3 separate regions of the Mus musculus genome follow, and regions 1 and 2 are each linked to region 3. A link is a loop called in an ENCODE intact Hi-C map of the cell type or tissue named here. Cell type or tissue: heart. All regions are shown on one strand.

Region 1 (2,500 bases), 110 kb before region 3:
GAACCTTCTCACCTCTGAGGAACAGCCTGCCTGCCTGATCCGGCATCCCAGGATCAGGAGTGCTTCCCACTGTTTCCTTCCTTCCTCCCTTCCCCTCTCACACCCTGTCACCTCCACTAAAAACACCTCAGCTCTCACAGGCTGGTTGGTCATAACCGCTCCTATGATCCCACTCTTGGTTCACACCGCTCGCTGTCCCTGCATCTGCCTGCTAGGGTGTCTATGTGTTCAAAGATCTCAAATGAGTGTCTTGTCATTGTTCTCCTCTTGCTCCACCCCCCACCCCAGCCAGCCCCAGCCCTAGGAACAGGAGCTCTTACTAAAGGTTTAGTAGGCAGGGGATACAGCCGAGGTGGACAGAACGTGTAACGCCTGCACTACATTTTAGAACTTTTTTGTGTTTGTCTGCGTTCCCCTACTCCCACACCCTCACACAGCATACCATCCTCCCTCTGCTTGCCTCAGAGTGACAAAGCAAGGGTACTTACTAAACATGCAGGTTCCTGGGCCCCACTCTAGGCCTGCCACAGCTGAGTCGTTTTTGTCTTTGTCTTAATCATAGCCTCCCTTCTGGAACGTTCTCTCACCCTTTCCCACTCCAACGTCAAGAGAAAAGCTTCCTCCTCCCTCTTCAGAGCCCCATCAAAACTATGTCTCCTCCAAGCATGGGAAGGGTCATGGGACAGGTACTTGACTCCCTGCCATAGCACACAAAGCTGTGGTGACAAATCCCTCCCAGTGCCATCTCACCCAACCCCAGGGCCTCTTGTCAATCCTGTCACCCTGACAGATTTAGAGCCACAAGCAAAGCCTTCATCTTCCTTCATGCGTCCTATGGCCCAGCCTGACACAATGATGACAGGTGGAAAAAATATATATACACACGACCAGACCAAAGCAAGCAAGGCCTCCAGGCAGCTCACCTGCGGGTTAAGGGTGTTTCTGAGTTGTCTTTCCTGGGGCTCATCTGAAATAAGAAGGTAAGGTTAGTAAGTGAGGGTCTCAGGAAGTCGATGTCCCCTCTCCAGTGAGGAATCTAGCTCTCAGGATGCATCTAACTTCTGAGAATCAGCCCCCACCTCAAAGTATCAAGCCTTCATTAAAAATCTTATCTGAAAGCACCTGCCTTCATCCTCCAGGGTGGGTCCAAAGCCCTGTTTCAGCCTCCCCAGCCTTGCCAAGGTACCTACTACAACCTGTATTCCTAACTACCTCATCAGGGACCTTGAGCCTTGGGAGTACTGGTCAACCTCAGTCCTACCAGCTCTTTCCCAGAGCCTAGCACACATCAAGGGCACAAGGCACATTCAATCGATGGAGGAACAGATGACGCAGAAAACAAAAGCATTGAGACAGACCAGATGAAACTCTCCAATTTCATCACACCACAGCAAGGCAGGGGCAGAGAACACTGGAGAGAAACCTGCTGCTCTCTGCCCTGCCCCTACCTCCCAAGGAAGGACAGGGACTGATGAAGACACAAGAGGGTTGTGACAGGCCAATCTGGTCCGGCAAGTGCATCTTTCTGCAGTCCTAATCTTATCCACTAGGTGGGGCTGCTCACATTCATTTACACAGACACAGACACAGACACAGAGACACACACACACACACACACACACACACACACACACACACCAGTTTTCTACATCTTCAACCTGCTCTCTTTATTTAGAATGACTTCTCTTGTTTGGGTACCCATAACTCAAAGCTCCTCTCTATCCAGTCTCTAAGAAGACCCTTCCTATTGTCTAACATACAGCTCTTGCTTTATGGGTACTGGTTTCCTTTGCGTGTTCTGCAGCTGATTGGTGACTAGGGTCCCCTGGCTCTTACCCGGAAGGAGATGGTCCTGGGGCTGGAGCGTTTGAGGGAACTGCTGTAGGTGAGCAGGGTGGGTGAAGGTGTGTCTGCATCTTCATCCTTGCTGGGAATTTTCACCTGAGTGGAGCAAAGGTGTCAGACAAGAGCTCATCTTCCTCAGTACAATTGTAGGGTGCTCCCAGGTCCAAACCCCCAAACCCAAACTTCCAGGGGGGACCTCGGGTGTTCTGGCTCATCCCAGAAGCTACACATGGAAGAAGAGAGTCAATCAGACTGCCTATACCTCTCTCTCTCTCTCTCTCTCTCTCTCTTTCTCTCTCTCTCTCTCTCTCTCTGCCATGCAGTGGCTATATAGTCTCATGTAGCCCAGCCACCAGGCAGAGCTTTAGTTTTGGAAGGATCCGAGGCTTCCTAAGAGTTTGCTGTGTAGCCTAAGACGCCCATACTTAATGGGTGCTGGTTTCCCTGGAAGGCTCTTTAGAAAACAGGAGTCTAGGCTACCCTGACTCTGAGCAGAAGCAAATGGCTTGGGAGCTGGAGTCTAGGACCTGGTTTGAGAACCCAGCTGTTCCCAGCACATGGCCCCTTGCAGGTCTAATAATCTGCCCGTGACTCAGTGTCCTATTCTGACAGGAGTGAGGAATAATAAAGAGTGAAGAAACCACCAAGACCAGCT
Region 2 (2,500 bases), 62 kb before region 3:
AGGAGGTAGACAGTCACGGGGGGGGGGGCAGCGGCAACTGCACAGTTGACATGTTGGGAAATAACTATAACTGTTTCATATTTGCAGTAGTTATGGTACCCTGCACACTCAGTCAGCAAACAGAGACCCTTTGCTCTTAGGAGAAACATAGGGTTCGGTACCCAGGAGCCCCTGGACACAATCTGATATCAACAAATGAATTCATAGCATGTACCGAGGGCATTTCTGTTTAAAGACACCATATTGAATACACACTGCCCATTAACATCGAATTCATAGGCAACAGCAAATAGTGCACCCCTCCATGAAAATGATCTATCTTATATACTTTGTCCATGAGGCATATTGCAGTCTGTTAGTACTTAGGAACCTCAGAGTACTATACTTGATAATGATTTGTAAGATCACTAACAAAAAGCATAAATATACCCCCCCCATGGCACTACATAAACTTTGAGAGAACACTTGTTGGGACTGGAAAGCTGACTCAGCCACTAGGAGTGCTTGTTGCTCTTAAAGAAGACCCAGGTTCAATTCCCAGCACCCAGTTCTGAGGGATACTTTCTTTTAACTTCTGTAGAAAGCAGGTACACACTAGGCATACATATATATCCTCAGGCAAAAGGCTCATACATATAAAAGTGAACAAAAAAAGTCTCACAGGCTGTGAGGCCGGAGAGTCACCTTGTACTCCGTAGGAAATGTGTGTGTGCTTCCAACAATTAGAATTGTCCAACACTCTGCCTGTTACAGATGACCCCGACTCCCACAACTGATTTATATAATTACAAAGAAATATTAGCAAAGAACAGTAACTCCCAAACATAAAATCCAACATAACAGGCACTAAAGGTTGCTCTCCTCATTTCACAAGATGGAGATACGAAAGCTCATGGGGTGACTAGCTGACAACTAGCTGATAACTAGTAGATCTAGAATTCAAACCCGGAAGAATCTTCTATGGTTGGGGTTTTAGCAGTATTAGAAATTGTCTTCCTGTCCACACTCGTTCCTTTTATTAATAAAGCTCTAGGCCCAAAGAGGATGGCCAGCCACAGACACTTGAGGCAATCCCGGCATGCATTGCGGGGCTTGGGCATGTGTACAGCCCCCCCCCCCATAACAGCGCCCTCTGTTTCATCAGGTGCCTGGCTTACCTGCGTTATTTATACCTTCGAAGCTCCCAAAGTATTTCTCTCTCATTGTTTCCAGGAGTCAGGGAAAATCACACTGGGAAACGCTCAGCCAGGGAACTTGTGTGTTTACAGGTCGGACCACCAGGGGTCGCTCCTCCCCATATGCGTGCGCTCCGTGTCTCCTAACCGGTCCACCCACAAGCACAGGAAGGCCACAGCTAGCCAGAGTGGTCCAGGCAAAGGCATAGAACAATGGGCTGATTGATGCAAATGGACCATGAAAGACAAATTGTTCCGATGAAGTACATTCCAGGCTCCTGCCAAACGCCCAGGGTGTGTGGAATTTCAAGGAAAAGCTGAGTGGATTTGGGCTGTCCCCGTGGCCCTTGGGCTTCCCTGCTGCGGCTTTCAGCACCTCTTTTTCCCTAGAATGTTGATGACTTGGCCCAGGTTCCCAGGAGACTGCCCTCGATGGATGGATGGATGGATGGATGGATGGATGGATGGATGGATGGATGGATGACGGTGAGGAAGGAGAGGGATCAAATGCACAATGAAACATCGTGACCATCACAGTAGATAAAGTCCTGGCTCCCACCCCAGGTGACTCTGGGCTCTTGAACATAAAAGGCTTTAGCAAACTGTTCTTTGCTCAACTCCCAAACCCACACCCAGTGCTTTATGGCCCCAGAGCATCCTTTTCTTCTCTCTAGATAGCCCCGGGGGGAACTTTCCTCTCTTTGGATCTGTTTTCCCACCTGTCAGTGTGGTTAATCATCCTGTACTCATCTCCAGGGGGTCATTGTGGGGATCAAAGGAAAACTATGTAGAAACGTTAACATTTCTGTCCAAGGAAAGCTACAAACGCACGCCCACCTCCCCCAGGCTCCAGTGACCAGAGCTTGTTCCCAGATCCATTCTGGCTCCCTGGAGACCTCCAGGTGACCCCAGTCCCAGCACAAGTCACACAGGATGAGCCTCTTCAGCAGCCTCTTCAGGATCTGAACCTCCAACCACTGCCATTCCCCAAACCCCCCAGGGCCAGGGAGGGTGGAGCAGGATCTAAAGGCTGAAGCCTGCACAAAGATTCCTTGTCCTGCTGGGCAGCCTGGCACCGGCTGTCCCATCTTGAGAGGGCTCTCTTGAACTATTGTGTTTCTGTTGTGGCCTGAGGGACAGGCGGCTCAGAGCCCACCAGGGCCAGGCCTGGCTCACCATGCTTATGCCCATTCCACCGTGTGGTGTCTGGATCACCGCAACTCAGACTTCTTATGGCTCTTAGAGTCTTCTTCCTCCCAGATATTTACTAGGATCTGTTCTCCACCCGACATGTCTAGTGTTATGCATGGCCTCTGCTCGCTTAT
Region 3 (2,500 bases):
GGCAATTATAACTCAGTGAGTCCCACTAGCTTTCACTTGGTAAAAGTCCCAGCCCCTTTCAAACTTCCAGCACACAGATTTTCCAGTGGTACCAAGACCACAGCAATATTGAGCAGAAAGGCCAGAAAAGGCCACATGTAATCAATGGAAAGTTACACTTGGTGGTTAGAGACAAGAAAGGGGGAATCCAGGTGGAAAAAAATAAAATAAAATGCTGACCCAGAGAAGCCCGACCAAAGACCCAGGTCTGAAGGAAAAGCCGGAGTTCACACTATAAGGAGCAAAAACTGTTCCAGGGGAGAGGTGATGCTGAAGTCCACAGAAATGGCTCCGGGTTGGGTTCTCAAGGACACTGGGAAACAGTCCGGATAGCTTTTTAAGTGCCCACTTCCTCTCCTCTTCGACCTCCACTTCCTGGGCCCAAGGGATCTGATAGCCACGCACAGCAAGGCCCTCTCACTCCCTGGACAGCCTCTGTCCAAAATAGGCAAGGCTGAGGCTTGGCTCTCTAAGTAGGTGTGGGAGGGGAGACAGGAGGGCCTGGGAGGGAGGGCAAAGCCGGGGACAGGGAGTCTGTGAACTTACTTAGTGTTGAGACTGACCTGCTCTGTCCAGGGAGACCTAGGCCACAGGGTGAGTCACAGGCTCAGCAGGATAACGCCTTTCCTTGAGGCCTTTTCTCTCCTCCATCTTGTCCCTTCTGGGTAGGCCAGTCCCAGTCATCGGCCCTCTCCTTCGTTCCTTCTGGCTTTGTAATCTTGATTCTTTGGTCGAGGGTGCCCCTCCCCACACTGCTCCAGGGTCACCTGGCTTATGTACTTAGTGCTGAAATGGACTTTAAAAAAAGACCCAGATTTCTGCTCTATAGGAGTTGACTTGGTGGTACTTGTTGAGCTCTGGAGTAAAAAGAACCGGATGACTCTTGCAGAACCCATTCACCGGGAAGGCAAACTCAAGAAGCATGGCGTTTGCTAGCCTGGAAGCTTCTGGAAAGCAGGAATTTAACTCTCCTTGGTCGCTTGGGGGGTTGGAAAGATTGGGGCGGGGCTTCATCTGGTGCAGGTGTTTCCCTTGGGTTTCCGGACTGTGGCAACGGAAGTGAAGCCAGAGTTTGCAAGGACCTGGAGTAAGATCGCCACCTTCTGGTGAATTAAAAAAGGACACGTAGCCTCACCCTTTCCTGTCCAACTGGCCACACACCCTAAGAAACCCCAAATTTATATCTTATATATCTTTATTGAGCCTACCCCCTTGGCTGGGCATGGTGGCATATTTTGGAGAGTTTGAAGCCAACCAATCTGGTCTACATAGTGAGTTTCAGGACAGTCAGAACTATGCAAAAAGACCTGCCCCCCCCCAAAGAAAAGAAAAGAAAAAAGTAAAAAAGGCTCCCCATTCCCAAAATCTTTTTACAATTCTGTCATATAGTATCTGTCTTCCTTCTCATCCTCCACACTTTTTATTCTGAGCCGAGATCTCTCTACATAGCCCTGGCTGTCCTGGAGTCCTGGGATCAAAGGCATGTGCCACCATGTCTGGCCTTTCCTTTCCACTCAAATATTGGGCATCTGTTTATCTTCAAAATGACGAATCTTATGCAAGATTGCTTTCTGTGCACAAATAAGCCTTCTAGTGTTTTTGTTTTGTTTTTTTTTGAGACAGGGTTTCTCTGTGTAGCCCTGGCTGTCCTGGAACTCACTCTGTAGACCAGGCTGGCCTTGAACTCAGAAATCTGCCTGCCTCTACCTCCCAAGTGCTAGGATTAAAGGCGTGCGCCACCACTGCCCATTAAGGCTTTTAAATATATTGATAATTTGTCTTATTTTTAAAGAATGAGCTACTATCTGCTTAGTGCTTACTGGCAGTTGGACACTCGCCTCGGCAGAATGATTGGGAAGAGGTATTTATTTTCTCACCTGTGGAGAGGAGAAGAACACCAGGAATCCCAGTGTGGGTAAGGCAGGGGAGGGGAGACAGGCCTAGGAGCTGGCCTAGAAAGGATAGTTTGATGGCCTGTGTGTGTGTCAATGGTAGAACATTTCCCTAGCACGCAGAGTCCTAGGCTTCCTTTCCAAAGACGGAGGAGGATGAAGGATGTATGGTTAGGCTTGTGGCATGTGGAGATGGCATGTTTTGATTATCTGTTGCTAGGTCCCAAGCCATACGAAGCTTAATAGTTTAAAGACAATAACTTCAGGGCTAGAGGGATGGCTCAGTGGTTAAGAGCACTGGCTGCTCTTTCAAAGGTTCTGAGTTCAAATCCCAGCATCCATACAGCAGCTCATAACCATATCTGGAGTTCCAGGACATCCAATGACACCTTCTAGCCTCTTCAGGTGGGTGCCTGGTACACAGATATACACACAGCTGATTTAAACATAAAATAACATATATTTTTTAAAGTAACAGCTTTTTATTGCTGTCTACCGTGTTTCTGAGGCTTTCTTGAAATCTGCTCCATACTCCTTCTCAGAGTGTCTCATAGATTGTAACTAGTTGT

What was found. Peaks named below come from ENCODE experiments on the same cell type or tissue, not always from the same donor. Only the 100,000 strongest peaks of a DNase experiment are listed, where the experiment ranks them.
Region 1: it touches region 3 in a loop (3-fold over the local background); 2 of 42 quality-filtered maps call a loop at or near these places.
Region 2: a loop joins it to region 3, with 7 times the contacts of the local background. A loop is called at or near these places in 31 of 42 quality-filtered maps.

What each region holds. Positions count from the first base shown.
Region 1 is chr1:135,828,156-135,830,655 of GRCm38, reverse strand. It overlaps Lad1 (ladinin), which reads right to left. Exons shown (of 10, transcript NM_133664.3): 4 at 1,837-1,941; 5 at 924-967. Among named protein-coding and RNA genes, the nearest start is that of Tnnt2, 6.9 kb to the left of the region's middle. In heart, a CTCF peak has its summit at 1,512 (motif pointing right); no DNase peak of the experiment used is centred here; H3K27ac peaks cover 1,305 bases.
Region 2 is chr1:135,780,261-135,782,760 of GRCm38, reverse strand. No RefSeq gene overlaps it. Among named protein-coding and RNA genes, the nearest start is that of Phlda3, 15 kb to the right of the region's middle. In heart, a CTCF peak has its summit at 1,288 (motif pointing right); a DNase peak (open chromatin) is centred at 1,320; H3K27ac peaks cover 467 bases.
Region 3 is chr1:135,718,296-135,720,795 of GRCm38, reverse strand. It overlaps a transcript of Csrp1 not described here. Among named protein-coding and RNA genes, the nearest start is that of Csrp1, 9.6 kb to the left of the region's middle. In heart, a CTCF peak has its summit at 1,146 (motif pointing left); DNase peaks (open chromatin) are centred at 565 and 1,055; H3K27ac peaks cover 1,110 bases.